2 separate regions of the Mus musculus genome follow, and region 2 is linked to region 1. The links are chromatin loops, found by intact Hi-C in ENCODE. Cell type or tissue: heart. All regions are shown on one strand. Links, peaks and the distances in the headings refer to the core of each region. The heading gives the core; the rest is flanking DNA.

Region 1 (8,271 bases), core at 1,992-6,991:
TGATTGGCTGTCAGTAAGATGGATCATCCTGGGTAACAAAATCCAAACTCCACTTTATGTTTGCAAGACTTCCTAAGATGTGACCCCAATGAAGCTCATGATATTATATGAATTTTCTTCCTTAAGCATTAGCATGCTTTTTATAACTTCATAATGGCTTTCCCTTCCTTTGTTACTTAGAGTCCCTGAAGCTGTCTCTAATTCCCTGGGTAAGAGCTGATGATACCACAAAGTGTTGGATTGAGGTTTGTGTCTGTTTTCAAGATGAATGTCTACATAATTGTTTTCATCGTGAGAGTATCTGCTCTATGACAACAGACCTTGGAAAGCTGTTCATGAGGGAATTGAGCATATCTGGCTTCTCTCCTTATAACTGAAGATATTGTCATCATTAAAATCCAGGTGGGTCCCCTTGTCCTCCAACTCTGTGATGTCTCCATATCTCTTTACTTTTTATCTGTTTGAATCTGCTTACAGAATTCATGCCCTATAGGAAATCTTCATTTACATAATTACTTTAGCATACAGGTAAACTGTAGTTCAGTGTCCTGACTTTCCCCTGGCAGTGTCTGGATGCAACCCATGTACCAGTTCAGGGAGGACTGGGCAAAGTCCAGATCAGGGAGGCTGCAGGCCTCTTATCCCTTTGGGGTGTTAGAACTTCTGGGACAAGCAGGATTCCGGTCCAATTGGGAGTGAGTGCTGAATGGCAGAAGGGCAGGGGAAGAGAGAAGGACTTCTTCAGGAGTCTTAGTGTTACATATCAGTTTAGGGGAAGGACTTCACCATGGTTATCTTTAATGAAGCAGCTCTCTAAGATGATCTTAGCTTGTTCATATTTCTCTAATGGGGATGGGCATGAATGTATACACTTTATTCAGGGTGAACAAGAGACTACGTAATTTGGGAGAAGGGTGTGAGACTATCCAGGAAGAGAAAGTTATTGGCTGAAGGTTAAGGCTATTTAGATGCCTCATTAGTATGAAAAGACATTCTAGGTGCTATGTTACATGATTGCCTGCCTGTGGTCACCACAGTTGAGTGTCACGGTTATGTGCTCCAGAGCAGGCATAAAGGCAGGGTGGGAACAGTTTTAATCCTCCTGTCTTAAATCTCTGAGATTCCCAGGATTTGAGCATGCTCCACCTCAACAGTCCTTATGCCTATCTGGTAGCATGATCCAGAAGTCCTACAGTAGACATCACTGGAGATTTGGAGAGAGGCCCATTTATACTCTGCTTGGATAGTTCTCATCTCATTTCTGAGCTCTCACCCTGGGAAGCCAGAAGTTTCTCCCAACTGCAGCTTCAAGCAGCCACTACTTGGAGTACACTCTTCAGGTTATTGCCTCAAGTTACCACTTGCCTTGCTTGTTCCACAGCTTTCTAACCATCCTCAAGAGGAATTCCTGTACAAATGGCTAAGAGAATAGAAGGGAGCTACATTACAGTTAGTTGTCTACACCATCTTTCTAATCATTTATTTCTTTGGGTACTTCATAGCCTTTAGGATACATAGTAAGAAATAGTTAAGAGCCACAACAAAAATAGGAAATAGGCTGAAACAAAATGACAACCTTTCTCCCTTTTCTATAAGTGAGAAGCATTGCTGGGGGGACTTTCTGAGCCAGAGTTGGAATTCAAGATTTCGAAGTCCTACAGGGCATGGATAGCATATACCAGTTTGATAGAGGGAGTGCTTCTAGTGTGGTAGGCATTCTTATAGGATGGGTATTGCTGCCTCAGAAGGGCAGAGGCAGGTCTAGAAGGAGAGAAGGGGCCATGCTGGTTCACGATGACTCTGGGTAACTGTCACGTAGCCTCAGCAAAGTAAGAAAGGAGATCAGGACTTGAAAGACAACAAGGACTGAGAATGGCCCTGATGCTGGTGCCCAGAAAGCTGAGAGAATCTGTACAATAAGGATTATTACATATTTTCTCTAATTCACTGACAAGGGTATTTGGACAGGTTATATTTAGGAAGAGTGAAGTTCTAGGCTGGAGTGAATTGCCTCTGCATCTGAGGACTGCTGCCTCAGGTGTGTGGAAGCTGACAGAAAGTACAGGCTGAGTGTACCAGAGAAGATACGTCAAGGCATGGAGGCAGCTCTCCTTTATTATATACCCACTTTTGAAAAGACTTTTTCACGTTATCTTCACTACACCCCTATGATACATGTGTCATCTGCACCATCTCATAAGTATGGAAACTGCAAACAGATTGGTGACTTGCAAGTTGGAGCTACAATTCTGACTGGTCTTTGAAGGGTGTGTGCTAAATAGAATAATACTACTTGATTTCTGTGATTAATGATGAAACATGGTCCTAAAAGGGTCTAAAGTAAGTCTACATTGTTGGGATAGTTATACTTGAACATGAATTTGATAGAAAGTACAAAACTGATCCGTGTCTCATCTACTGGTTGCAAGGTCTTAGAGAATGAAGAAAAAGTACCCATGAAAATAGCAACCCCATCATCACTACTATTTATGGGATTGCTATATGCCAGGGTCTATGCTGAAAGTTTATGTGAATTCTATTATTCTTTCCAATCACCCAAACGCTTCCATTCTATAGACAGGAAATGAGCTCAGAGAAATTAAATAAAATTTCCAAGTTCACACACTAATCAGGGTAGAAGTCAAATTCAAGTCTTCTTTAGTTCTAGATGTCCTTAAACTTTTGACCTGAAGGAAAGATCTGAGGATTTAAAGGAAAAGGTATGGTTAGGCAATTTCTCTTTCAGAAGATGCAAATGTATAGACATGAGACAATTTTAATTAATATTATAGATGGAATTATCTCTACATAAATTTCTCTCCCGAGTGTAATATTGTTTAGACTCATTTTGAACAAATATTTATTAGGCTCTACTGTGTACTAGGCAGTGGTAGACAAGACACTCTTGACTGTCTCCAAGCATCCCAGAAAGTCAGGTAGTTAGGACATCCCTATGAAAAATTCTAAGAACTGTGGGGACTCAAAGACATTAATCTAGTTTGTGGTGATGTCTGAGCAGGCTCATTGAGGAAGACATGTAGAAACTCTGTTCTTGATGCCAGAAGTCCTCCCTGTATCTTTACTTTGACATAGAAACTCCTTTCTGTAATAACTCTAGAGTACGGCAGAAAAAGAGATCTGATACCCACATGAAACAATGAGAGACATAGGTTTCTCATAGGTTGATGAGTTTGAGAGTTTAAGAGGCACTTCTTAGGACTAAATGTCAGAGTAGAGAGCGTACGGCATGAGCTATGGAGAAGAACAGATGAAGTTCTGAAGTGAGACCCGTCCTCCACAGCTTGACACTCTGAGGGCCTCCTTGGGTTGTTCACTTGCCATTGTATCTGACCTTATCTTCGGTCTATAAAGTGAGACAGGTAAACATTACATATACCTCATAGAATTTGGATGAGTACTCCATAGCCTATGAATTCAAATGGAGCAAAGCAAATGGCACGTTTGAAGACTTTTGCTAACAGAAGTATTAGGATTAATACAGGAGTACTATTGTTGCCATTGAGGAAGAGGAATGCTTGAAAGTGGCTGTAGTACTTCCCATGTGGGTGATGGAGAAAGGGTTTGTTAGGAGGTAGATTGGATTTGGGGGTGAAACCATCATGTTTACATAGCTCACGCTCAGGAGATGGACACGTGAGATCAACATCCTAAAGTCAGGCCAGCATGGAGCACAGAGAACTCATGTCTGAGACTATGAGACTAGATAAGAGAATCCAGAAAATATAAGACAGTGGGACAGAGAATAAGATGCTGTGTGTGGGCAGCTGCCTGATTTCTGGACCAAGACAAACAAACCAAGACAACTCTGCTCCTGCAATAGGATGTTGTGGCTCTCAGGTTGCCTTAGCCAGTCACTTGACACCTTAACAGCCTGGGCTAAAGGAAGGCTGCTATGTGGGCTAAATTGTACATGGTACTCTCATGAAAAGAGGAAAGTTCCTGTGATGATTCACTGAAAGTCCTTACACCAGTTATTTTCCATTCCTGCTGTGATATCCCTGTATACCTCAGGTTATGACATAAATATTGTATGAAGTATAGAGGGTTGATATAGTATTGATCTCAACACTAACTGGAAACTTATTTTTTGTAAAGAATTTGTTTTCTCCTTGTGAAATTATAAAACTTTAGACTAGACAAACAATGGAATTGTCACATTGAAATATGTTATGCAGTGCCTTCTAGGGTTACAAAATACTTAAATATTTGTAAAATTTCCTGTAAACTTGATCTTCCAAGTCTAAAATTGGGCAAAGATTGGGGATATAACCCTAAGCATATGAGATATTCAATACACATGTCATCTTCCCTTATATGATAGTGGTCAAAAGGTGGCCTATAGACATGGTGGAGTGAGTTGTCTGAGGTATTTCCAGGCTAGGTTAAACTCTATGAATAGGCTAGGAAAGAACAGAAATTCACATGAAAGCAAGACTCACAAAGAGATTTAGAATGAAGACTGGAAAAATATTCATGCTGGACAACAGTTCCGGGAGGCAAGGACGGGGAGGATGACCATGGCTCATTAATGGCGTGTAGACACTACTAACCGAGATCCCTTCTCTAACTGTGCAGAGTATAGGGAAGCTTTCTCACCTTAAGTTCTGGCAATGTCATCCGGAAGACTGACCACTCTCATGCTCCTGTGCTCCACAGTGTGTCTTCTTAGGAACAAGAAAACAGTAAAAGACAAGGCATGAAAAGGTCCAAGTGATGTGGACCGTGTACTTGCTGACCATCTCCACAGAGGTCCCGTGCTGTCTCTTCATCATCCCTGTGGCTTAGTAGTTGGAACAGCTTTCGGGAAACCAGGCTCTTGGTACCAAAGACCATTTCTAGCTCAAACCCATGTCCTGAGTTTGACAGCCTTCATTTTTATCCAATGGGGGTGGGTAACACACGAGGAAAAAAAAATTGGCCCTGTAAAGGGATCCTGAAAGAATGACATATTTGTCTATGAAGTATAAATACGAACAGCCATGGAGATATGGCCCTGTGGTGCGAGGCTTGCGCTCTGGCAACATTCATCTTTTGCCAGGAAACCCTAGATTTAGTACCTGAGGGACTGGAGTTTCAAATACCTTATACTTTTTTTTTAATACTCTGCCAAGAATTTAAATTGGTAAAAGCTGGGGACTGACAAAACTTGATCCCCAAGAGCTTTTCTGGCACTGCTTTATCAGAGACTACGGTGCCATTATTTTTATTATAATTATTATTTTTTTCTTTGGTGGGGTGAGAGCTCATTTATAACCCAGTGACTTCTACTCCCAGTTGTATTTTTTCTTAAAAAAAAAAAATCCCCAATGCTTAAATAAACAGAGGCTTTGCCTCTTGCAATGGTGTTAGAGGCTGTCATTGGATTTACATGCAAGAGGTTTTCAAGTCCTTTCATGTCTTTAGATCAAATCCGACAGACTTGAAAGGAGGGAACTAATTTTAGGATGCCTACTGCCACCAGCAGCGGCTTCTCATGCATCCGCACTCAGCCCTTCCACCCCTTTGGTCCCCTCCATGCCCTGACCGCAGGCATTGCTGCTCAGGAGTACCTTCTGCCTTAGTCAGCAACGGCGTTGGGTGTGCAGAAACAGACAGCAAGGAGGAAGAAATGCAGGTTTGTGCTCTGCCATCATTTCTTAGCCGTGGAACTTTAAACAAGTGACTGTCTTGAAGTCTAATCTACAAACTGACCATTGGATTTGCATCTGAGCATTGCTAGGAGAACGAAGTTAAAACAGATGAGGCAAAACTGCCTGATAGCATGAGTTCTCCGAGTGACCATCTGGTCTACACACAAGGACAAGGAGAAAGAAAGGAGGGGACACCCTGAAACAGCTCCGTGGGGGTGCCTCCCAAGGTTAGGGCCTTGACATAGATGTTTCTAGCCAAGGAAACAACAGCCACCACAGGGGCATATAAAACAAGAAGGTACTATTTACTGCACAGCATCTTTGCGGTCCTCAGTGCTCCCTGCAGCCATATTCCCCACTCTCTTCAGACCCTTGTTGGATTTTACCAGCAAGCAATTGCCAGGGTCAGCTCACCACTCCCTGCCTAGGGAGGCAGCAGCCACAGCAGCCAGTGTGTTCTCCGACAGACCTGGCATGTCCGAGCTGGCTGGAAATGACTGGAGTTTTATTATACAATTAGATCAAGTCTCTTAGGTGTAGTAGCCCTCCTTGTACTTAGAAGAATAGATTAGCCATTAGGACTTTGTATATTTTTCCCAGTAATTGACACCACATCCCATTTTCCTCGCCAAGGGGAAAAGAACCGCATAAAACAATCATGATTTGGGGGCCAGAAAGCAGGGGGGCTGGGGCGTTCACCTTGCAGCCATCTTTCTGGGTCCATCTGATCTACTTCTTTCACCCAGCTTTGAATCTCTCCAGAAGGCAGGCAGAACAAGCTTTGTTTTGTTTGTTGTTGTTTTTCCATTCCACGGCCCCTCAGGCTCAGACTCCCTAAGCACTTTGCTAAGAATAACCCAGGCATCATTTGCCACCAACAGACAGCAGCCAATTCTGGGCCAGAGCCTGGACATTCATAAAGACCCAGTGCAAACAGCTCCATTTTCCCCTCCCCATCCATTCCAACCTCCTCATCCCTCTCTTTCTTCCTTCCTCCCCTCCCTCCCTGCTTTCTTCCCTCCATATGTTTAGCTCCCAGGCTGTTCCAAGACAGGTCCATTAGTCACCGTTTCTGGAAGTATCACCTTTGCTGGTCAGGGAAAGGGGTGTGTTCGTATTGGAGACCCTTTGGTTTCCTGAGCTAAGAAACGGGGGAAAAATTGGACCCAAACCTCTGGTTTATTTGTGTCCACTTCTTTCCTCGTCTGCTGCAAGTTTAGATTTGCTGAGAACAGGAAGAAACCCATCACAGTGAGCAGTTCCAATAGGAAAGAGGGGAGTCACCTAGGTAGGCTTTGCCTGTACTTGGCATGGCCTGTGTTTACAAGGGGCCTCCATCTTGTGTTTCAGCCAAAAGCAGACACCTCAGGCCAGGCAGGCTGCATTCACACAAGCAAAGTAAACAGATGTTGTCAGATGTCTGGTCAAACGTTTGTTTCCTTTGGTCATGTCCTCACAGTCTAAGCTCAGATTTGAGCCGCAAGGCTGGGTGGCTATAGCAGACTGTTTTAATGTTCTGCCCATTGCTGCAAAATAACTGGGAGCTAAAGACCCTTCCCAACTGCAGCTGTCTCTGCGCCAAGGATTCATGGCCCTCGGCACTTCCCTAACCAGACCAGGGTGTGCAGGTTCCCAGTGCCGACACAGGCCAGAGCCATTCGCAGAGTAAGGTATGTGGCTGCTGCTACCACCCGTCTCTTTCTTCCTGGATGGACCATCAGACAACACAGGCAGCAGCGGCAGAATCAGTGGAGGTGAAACGCAGCACATTTTTCAGCTCGGGTCGATGGGTCCAAAGGGACGCCTTGCTGACACGTCCAGGCCGACTCCGTGGAGAGAAGCTGAAATGCCTATTTTCCAATGAGATCAATAAACCCACTCAGGCACTTTCCGCTCAGCACAGCTTTCCTGGGGTACCCTCTGGCCTTGTCTGTCTGTGTGGGTAGTCATAACAGGAGGTGACTTCATGTGTCTCCCAGGCCTCACGTGCACCCAGACTTTGTGCTCCTAGAGACAAAGGCAACACTTTTTATTGAGTCCCCAAAGCCCAAGGAGAAGCACGAGATAGCAAATGACTTTTCTTTGGCTGGTGATGACTTGTGAAAAGTCTGTTGTTCCCAGCAAGGCTTAAACTAAAAAGTCTACTGTTCGGAGTGAAGTGTGGGCCTCTCTCCACACGGCTCTCCCCCTCCCTCCCAGTACTCTGCCAGAACCAAACAGCCCCTACCTAGCCCTACCCTTTGACACTGAGAGCACAGAATAAAACTGGTTCCACTCAACCCCTGGGTTTGAAAACATGCAGGTGTAATTAATTTCCCACTTGATGTGCATATTTTTTTACTTAAAAAAATAATTTTTAATTCATTATTTTTAAAAACTTCCTATCACTGCATTCCCTCCTGCTGCCTGTCCATTATTAGCCAGAGGCCAGGTTCAGCCGGGCTTTCCCACGGGGCACCAGGCAAGTACCTGAGGGCCTTACCGCGTGGTGGCGTTCCCTCCCTCCTTCTCCCTATTGCCAGAGGAAACCCAGCTGGGCCCCTCGGTCTGCACAAGCCCCTAATTTAAGTTTAATAGCACGGCAATTTTACTGCTTTTGGCCAGGGTGTTTTGAGAAAGG
Region 2 (8,271 bases), core at 2,197-7,196, 1.0 Mb before region 1:
TTAAAATAAACATATATTTCAATTCATCTTTTTTATATCTAAAACAAAGGCACGGGTTTGAGAAAGTAACACATTTATTTTAATGTTGCTAACAATGACTAAAATGTACTTTTAATATATTATTTCATTTTTTATTTTACAAATAAGATAACATATTTATAATAAAACCATTATACAGCATGCCAGACCATAGAGGAGCATCAATAACAGTTCAGGAATCAAGTATTTTTATGGAAAAATAGAACTTCTCTTAGCAAAATGTAAATGTGCAATTAAGAATCTTAATGGCCCAGTTGATCACTTAAAATGAATGATAGATTCCTCACAAGCTGAATTGGATGAAATGTGACCACAGATAACTTGATGTTCCCCCTAAAAAAGTAGAACTCCCATTTGCCAATTCTTAGGATGTGGTCCCATCTGTGCTTTGCTTTCACCAAGAGAACATGGCTGAACTGACAGTGTGTGTGTTCAAATCTGGGCCCTCACAGCTCTGGGCCTCTCTGTCTTTGTGCTCTTGGTTGGTGCCCTGGGGTCACCTTTCTGGAAGACAGTTCCATGGCCATGTGCGGGTACTGAGGTGCTGCAGGTGACAGCCAGCTGAGCACGTGACAGACTCAGGTGTGAAGCCCGTGCTGCATCTTCCAGCCTGGCAAACAAATCTTAAGAATGAGGGAACCCAGGCGTGAACAGCAAAAGGACTAATGGACAATAAACTGCAGTGGGCCAATGATGTTTGAGGATAATCTGCTTGAGAATATTGGATGGCTGACAAGCTGATTAACACTAAATTCCTCTCTGTTTGAACTTACTAAGAGTAGCAATTGTTACTTAAGGATTTATACATAATTACTACATAATAATTAATATACTATTTCAAAGCAGATTAGCTTCAAGTTATTTCTTGTTCATCCAACCTAGGAATCAGGAAACCACAGTATCAAGTCAGCTAACTTCATCTTGACTCAAGTTATAGGTAAAGGTTTAATCCGAAACATCACTCAATCCTGTTGGTATTTGAGCTTTTCTGTTCATAGAACATTGTTAACATATTTGAACTACACCATCTGTCAAGTTCAGAAAGTGTTAAACACGTATGAACAGAAACTTTTGATTTCTGCCAATCCCTGCACACTTGGTGTTCCTGTTGAGAAATAAAACAAATGAACTTAGTCCTTTATTTAAAACCAAAAGCAAAAGGCAGCTTTATGCAAAGTCCAAAACGATTTTCAAATAACTATGTTCTGTAGATTTTAAGACAGTTGTCTGATTCCATTCTGCTGTGAGACTTAAAGCTATATTTTATATAGCTAAGTGCTGAATCCATGACTTGTGGGTAATGTAGGGACTAGTGAACTAAAAATGAAATGACGGCCATATCCCCATCATTTATCAGAAGGAACTTCCATTACTTTAGCTTTCATTGTCCACTTCTGATTTCACCTCCGTCGAGTTCCTTGAGGAAACATGTTTAATGGGGCAAAAGAATACAGAGAAAATACACATGAGCTCTACATATAACAAACACACCAGTTCCTGAAAACTGTATAAGAGATCAACAGAAAAGACCAGAATTAGATAAAAGAAGGACATAGACCTTTAATAGATTAACATCTAACAGTGTTCCTAAATCCCACTAGAAACGACTTACTTCCTAGTTAATCACCACTAGAGTCTCATATCTGTTGTGAGCTACCTTGTCCCCCTAAAGTCATCTGCCGAAGTCCTCACTTAGCCTCCAGGACTTCAGAGTGTGCTGTGCTTGGAGATGCTGCATTAGAAGGGTAACTTAGGTAAAATGAGGGCTCCGGGTGCTCTAATATAATGTGATGTGTATCTCTGTAAAATAAGACATGGGGATCTTTGGAGGAAGACAACACAAGGTAGAGGGCTGCTCTCCACATGAGAAGAAGCAAGGCCTCAGAAGAGGAAAGACCAAAAGTCACCATTTTCATTTCCCCCGCCATCCTGCAGACCTTGAGAAGCAGCATGTGTTTGGTTGGCGTTTGATTTGTTGTTATTTGTTTGTTTTGAGACAGGGTTTCACTATGTAGTCCTGGCTGTTCTGGGACTCACTCTGCAGATCAGGCTGGCTTCACACTCACAGAGATCCGCCTGCCTCTCCCTCCAAGTACTGGGATTAAAGTCATACAGTACCAGGTTCTGCTGACAAGAAATGTTTTAAGCCTGCAAGTCAGTGGTATCTTCTTCTCTCAGTCTCAGCAAACCAATTTGAAATATTGAGACATATTTTGAGGAACAGGGAGTATTATGTACTTAAATTCTCCCAGAAAGTTTCTATACTAAAACATGAAGTGGGATGAAAGCAAACATTATTCTTTTTGTCTCTCCACAGACAGCTCATTGTGCAAAGACTGCAGCAGCCGCATGGGCAACCAGGCTGCTCGAGGCCTTCTGGGGCCTCAGCTTGGTCTCACTTCCCCTCTGGGACTAGACAGACAATTATACACAAGTAAAGATCATCACGTAAATACCTTATCTCATGGAGCCTTGGAGAGATAGGCTTATTATGTTAGCACACAATTCGGTGTTTTAATTGTTGTTGGGACATTTGCAGAGAGCAAAATCAAGTAAGTCAAATATAACAACTTTACGCTACAACAATTAAGAAAATTAGAAGTCAGACGATACTGACTCTATCATTCTGTGTTCTCTTGATGAGAAGCTAAATTAGGAATATGAATACTTAAACTTTGTCACAGAACTGTAACTTGGCATCTCCACAGTATATAATTAAAGACAAGCACAATGGCCCCATCTCCAGGTGTGTGAAAACTAAACACTGAAAGATTTAATTTAAAACTGTATTTATATTTCCTAGTCAAAAACCCCATTTCAAACAGAATGCATATGTACAGTTTTTCTCTACATTTCTAGCATGTATGTTGTCCCTGTAAAAACTGTCTCGAGGTGCTATCCAAGAAGCCGCTCAATCAATACTACTTTCACAACTGATTATTACTAATGATGGCGTGAGCAATGGTCAGTCTTATGTTTTTCCCTTTTTTATCCCTCTTTAAACCCTGCTCAAAACTTCACACTCAGGGTTGGGCACAGCCATGCCATCTGACTGCCCTGGTTGTGGTCACTTACAATTATGAAGCACTCAGTGCCTTCACAGTTAGACCTCCCTTCCTGTGATGCCTATCACAGTGATGGCCCTGAATTCACTGCTGACAGCTTCCAGCCTGCAATCCTCACCCTTGGTGAGGATTAAAACAGTTAAATATGGGAAAAATAATGTTTGTATTAAGAATGCAGAAAAGTAAACTTTCTGTTTAAAGCACACGGATCTTCTAGCAGTTCTATTTAAAGTAAGGTGAGGCTCACTTTTAAGTTATTGACAAGTTATCTGGACTTAGACAGAAACTTTTATAAACAAAAAGGATTCTTAGTATCCTCACCCCCAGGTTTAACTTGCTGCGGACAATGAAAACAACCTGTCTCTGGATTTCTTTTCTCTCCGTGGCCATGCCTTGCTTCCTTGAGTCCTTCCTCCAGCCAACAGCTAAATTAACCTAGTAGGAAGTGTATAGAAGGAAAGTGTTCCTACTGTGTTGTTGATACAATATGTTTAAAAGGAGTTTCTTCATCTGTTGCAAGACACCGAGAACATTAGGAGTTGAATGTCAGAGAAGAAGACAGTGGCTACTTTCCTTTAGCTTCTAAGGTAGGATTTCAGGGTGTTTATTAATCTATAAAAAGAAAAAACTCAAATAGAAACCGTAGAAAGAGAAGAGAGCTGAGACTTGAAGGCTTATGCTGATGTGATATTCATGGTTTTTTGGAAGGTTTTATCATGGTGGCCTCTATTGAACTAAATCAGAATCCATTAGGTGTCTGTTAGGATGCAGTGACTTTAGCTGCGTTTGTACCTTCCATACTGCATACTCACCTTTAGTTTACACTGCAGTTGCTTCATTTCCAAATCCATGCTTCTTGAAGGACCCAGTGTGGTGACCTTTATCTGCGGAGCCATTATCCTAGAAACTTCCTCTGCCAAGCTCATGATGTCAGATGAAGACTCCACTTTCTTCAACAAATCTTCTTTTTCTTTTCGAAGTTCAGCTAAATCAAGAGTGAGCTTCTTTAAAAAAAAAAAGATATGAAAATATTCAGGGTTAATCTAATGATTGTCAGTATAGATTTCACAGGGTAGGAAATGTCAAAGAAATAATTAAATTAATTATAAAATAGTTATAAAAACATTACAAAAATTCTAAATTCTCCCAGGTTTTAATTAGTGTCAGAGTCTATCAGTTTAAAATAAACAAATAATTAAACAAAGACACCAAACTCAGCACTTTGACTTTGTTGGTCTTTTCTCATAATGACCATTGCTTTCACATCTACATGGGCCAGAGAGAGAGAGAGAGAGAGAGAGAGAGAGAGAGATTGAGATTTGATAACTCTGACTCCGGGGTGGCTGTACTTGGTAGGAGCCAAGCTGGAGCAGGACAGGATAACAGATGTTAGCTGTTTATTCCACTGGGTAGCTCTTACTAACCTATGTAGCAGCCAAAACACTTCTCATTTAGCAACAGAAATGCTAAGTCCAATTAGCAGATGAGGCTTGTTAGGGATTTAGCTAAAATAAATACCATGCAAACAAACTCACTCAGTTTCATCCACTTGAATGATAATTAATTGATCAGCCTTATTGTTATGTTGAGGTGAAATAGCACTGTCCTCTATCTGACATTTAAAAAATCAGGAATATTCTCGCTAAATAATCTATTGGGAATGCTTTTAAGAGTGAACAGAGCCCACCTTACTGTTAATCTTTCTTCTTTGTTAATCTCATCAGCAGAACATCAGCAAATCATACTAGCCTAACAACTCAGAGCACTTGAAGAGCATTGAACTCATGGTTTCCTTAAAGCTGGAACTCTTCCTGGCACAGTCCAAGCTTGATTCCTCTCTCCTAATTCTCTTATGTCCAATCTACACCAGTTCTGTACATAATGAAGTACTTCATATTTTCACTCCTGAATGCCACTTACTCAGTGCTAACATTAAATTCTATGGAGACTACAGGTAGAGCCCTTCTCCCTCATCTGAAGCCCTACTAAGGCATTTCTTGTTGATAGAACAAAATTCTGGTGCTTGTAGGAAATAGAAGATTTGGCTTCAGTTTGTGTTCCAGTAGAAGTCACCGGAAGTCAGTCTTGCCTTCTACACCCCATCAGAGGCTCAACGCATTGCCCTTCTCAGCTGAGAAAGTACTCCTCTACCTTGAACTTTTAAGGGAAAACTTGTACTTTTCTTAGCAAAGATTTTGTTGGTATTTCTCTTTCTTCTCCAAAGCAATGTTTCTATTCTCTTAGATCCCACAGTAAATGTGTTTTTCCCATCTTGAAATCTCATCTTAATATATATCAACGTAGAGAAGAATGGCTTTACTGCAGTGTTTTAATACATGCATAGAAACGTATCTTGATCATAATGACCTCTCTTACCCTCTCCTGACTCCATCACACCAATCCCCTTCTCTTTCCAAGCAGTGCCCCTTCTAATTTCAGGTCTTTCTAATTAATGTATTCTTCTGGTGACCCAGGTAGTTTAATTAGAGTTCCTTCTGTTGCCACAGTTGAGGGGTTGTTGATAAACACATGGGCAATTAATTAATGGCTACACGTGCACACATGCATAAACACACACACACACACACACACACACACACACACACAAATAATAACTGCCTATGGATCTTCAGAGAGGGACAGGATCTCATGAGCCCCTCCCCTTCTATGACAATGCTGACAGGTCCTGTCTTCTGCAGGTCTTCTCAAGGATGCAGTGACATGAAGACAGCTTTCCACAGCACTTCCTCTAGCTGTTACATGCTTTCCACTCCTTCTTCCACAATGTCTCCTGAGCCATGGAACAAGTAGTGTAGACCTCCTATCCATGCTGAGCATCTAACAGTCAGCCATTCTCAGCACGCTGATCAGTCATGAGTCCTCCATGTCTTCATCCACCATGAAGAGAAGGTCCTCTCCTAAAGGTCACAGCAGCACTGACCTCTGAGAGTGAGCGTCTCCCATGCCTGCATTGAGTCTCAATTCTATCCTGTTACTAAATCCCAGTAAATTCTAAATCCTTGCACAATGACTAAGCTCCTGTATACCTGTGTGTTCACCATAATACCTAAAAATTATATCAAGTGCTGGTTTACATGGCCCAGGGAGTGGCACTGTCAGGAGGTATGGCCTTGTTGACAGAAGTGTGTCACTGTGGGGGTGGGCTTTGAGACACACACCCCCCTGCCTGGAAGTCAGTCTTCTTCTGGCTGCCTTCAGATCAGGAAGTAGAAGTGGCAGTCTGCATACTACCATGCTTCTCACCATGATGATAATGAACTGAATCTCTGAAACTGTTGGTCAGCCCCAGTTAAGTGTTTGCCTTTATAAGAGTTGCCTTGGTCATGGTATCTCTTTATAGCCATGGAAACCTAACTAAGACATATATTTCAGAACAAAAAGAAACTTCTAGATTTCTTCAAAATTCCTTATGTATAATGCAAACCATACTATAAACACAACATGCCAAGTGAAACCTTTATTTTTTTTAATTAGGTATTTTCCTCATTTACATTTCTAATGCTATCCCAAAACTCCCCCATACCCTCCCCCCCACTCCCCTACCCAGAAGCATTTATTTCTTACATATTAGCTTATCATCATACAAATTAAAACACACTTACTGGTAATAATGTGATTTTATTGAGACCATTTGCCCCAGAGTATTTTTAATTCTAATGTTAATACTATGGATATAAATTAAACGTTTGAGATTACTTTCTGTGAAAAGATAACCCATTGCCACAATTATTTGTGGACTCATGCCCCATGGGAAGATGGGTCTGATGAGGCTTTCTTTACGTTTTTATAAGTATAGAATACCACACCTTTATTTCTTCCACATTATCACAATCTAACATCATAAATGAATCTTTAAAGAACATCCATTTATATATGGGCATGGGTGTGTGTATATATGTGTGTGTGTATCAAAATCAATTTAATAATAATAAAAAGGAAGAAGCAGTAAGGTCATGGAGAAGATAAACAGGAATGTCGCTGGTTCACTAGAAAAAATAAAATTTGAGGCTGGGGATGGTATATATATCAGTTGATAGAGTACTTGTCTCACAGGTATGAGCCTGAGTTTGGTTGCAACACTGCATCTGGGAGTGTCTTGGTGTTTCCATTGCTGTGAAGAGACACCATAACCAAGACAAGTCTTATGGAGGACATTTAATTGGGGCTGGCTTATACTTTCACAAGTTCAGTCCATTGTTATCATGGCTGTGTCCAGCCAGCCATGGCTCTGGAGGAGCCAGGAGTTCTACATCTTATTCCAAGGGAAACAGGAGAAGACTGTCTTTCACTTGACTAGGAGGAGGATCTTAAAGCCCAACCCTACAGTGACACAATGCCTCCAATAAGGCCATTCCTCCTAATAGTGTCACTCCGTGGACCAAGGATATTCAAACCTCCACAGGGAGTTAGCATGTTTTTACTCAGCAGTTTCATAAGTGTAAAGTCATCCTCAGCTACATAGTGAGGCCAACCTGGGATATCTGAGATCCTGTCTTACACACACACACACACACACACACACACACACACACACACACACACACTATGGATTAGGCAGTATTTAAAATCTATATTTTATAAGTCATTTCTAATATTTGTTATATGTAGAATTCCCTCAAGATTTGTGACAAATGACTCTGGCTGTCTTCCATTTGTCTCTCAGTTCAGAAATTTGATATATTTCAGTTATTCTATAGACAACTCAAGAAATGGACATAAAATGTTTTTTGCTTATGCTTGGTTTGACCTGTGAGAATGCCTTTTTAGGCAGCCATTTTATAAATACAGCATGCTGTATAATCTACCAATAAATTAATGTTACCCTTAAAATTGTTATTTTGTTATTAGTAACATGATTTTTTTTTGTTCTTGTTTTTCCATATCTAACTAAACATTTAAGGTGCCTATGCCCATCATACTTAGAAGTAGTACAATGCAGATGAGAGAGACATGAGTGCTTTTAGTGTTCTGTATCTACTGCTTGATCTTGCTTATAAAGATCAAGTCCTCTGCCTCTGAGCTGTCAGCACAGGAATCCTTCCACAGTCTTCTGAAACTCTATTGAATTTCAATGTTATCATCTGTTACAATATGTACTGAGCCTTGTATTAATATAACTATAGTAAAACAATTCTAACTAAAGGTT

The links. A loop is a pair of places that touch in the nucleus more often than their neighbours do. Peaks named below come from ENCODE experiments on the same cell type or tissue, not always from the same donor. Only the 100,000 strongest peaks of a DNase experiment are listed, where the experiment ranks them.
Region 2: it touches region 1 in a loop (6-fold over the local background); 10 of 42 quality-filtered maps call a loop at or near these places.

The regions. Positions count from the first base shown.
Region 1 is chr4:84,069,059-84,077,329 of GRCm38, reverse strand. It overlaps Gm33480 (a long non-coding RNA gene), which reads left to right. Exons shown (of 2, transcript XR_390688.2): 1 at 1-402; 2 at 4,597-4,935. Gm33410 (a long non-coding RNA gene) reads right to left here and starts at 4,861. Exons shown (of 3, transcript XR_390687.4): 1 at 4,618-4,861. In heart, for the core only: no CTCF peak of the experiment used is centred there; no DNase peak of the experiment used is centred there.
Region 2 is chr4:85,088,474-85,096,744 of GRCm38, reverse strand. Cntln (centlein, centrosomal protein) reads right to left here. Exons shown (of 26, transcript NM_175275.4): 19 at 3,917-4,108. Among named protein-coding and RNA genes, the nearest start is that of Sh3gl2, 110 kb to the left of the region's middle. In heart, for the core only: no CTCF peak of the experiment used is centred there; no DNase peak of the experiment used is centred there.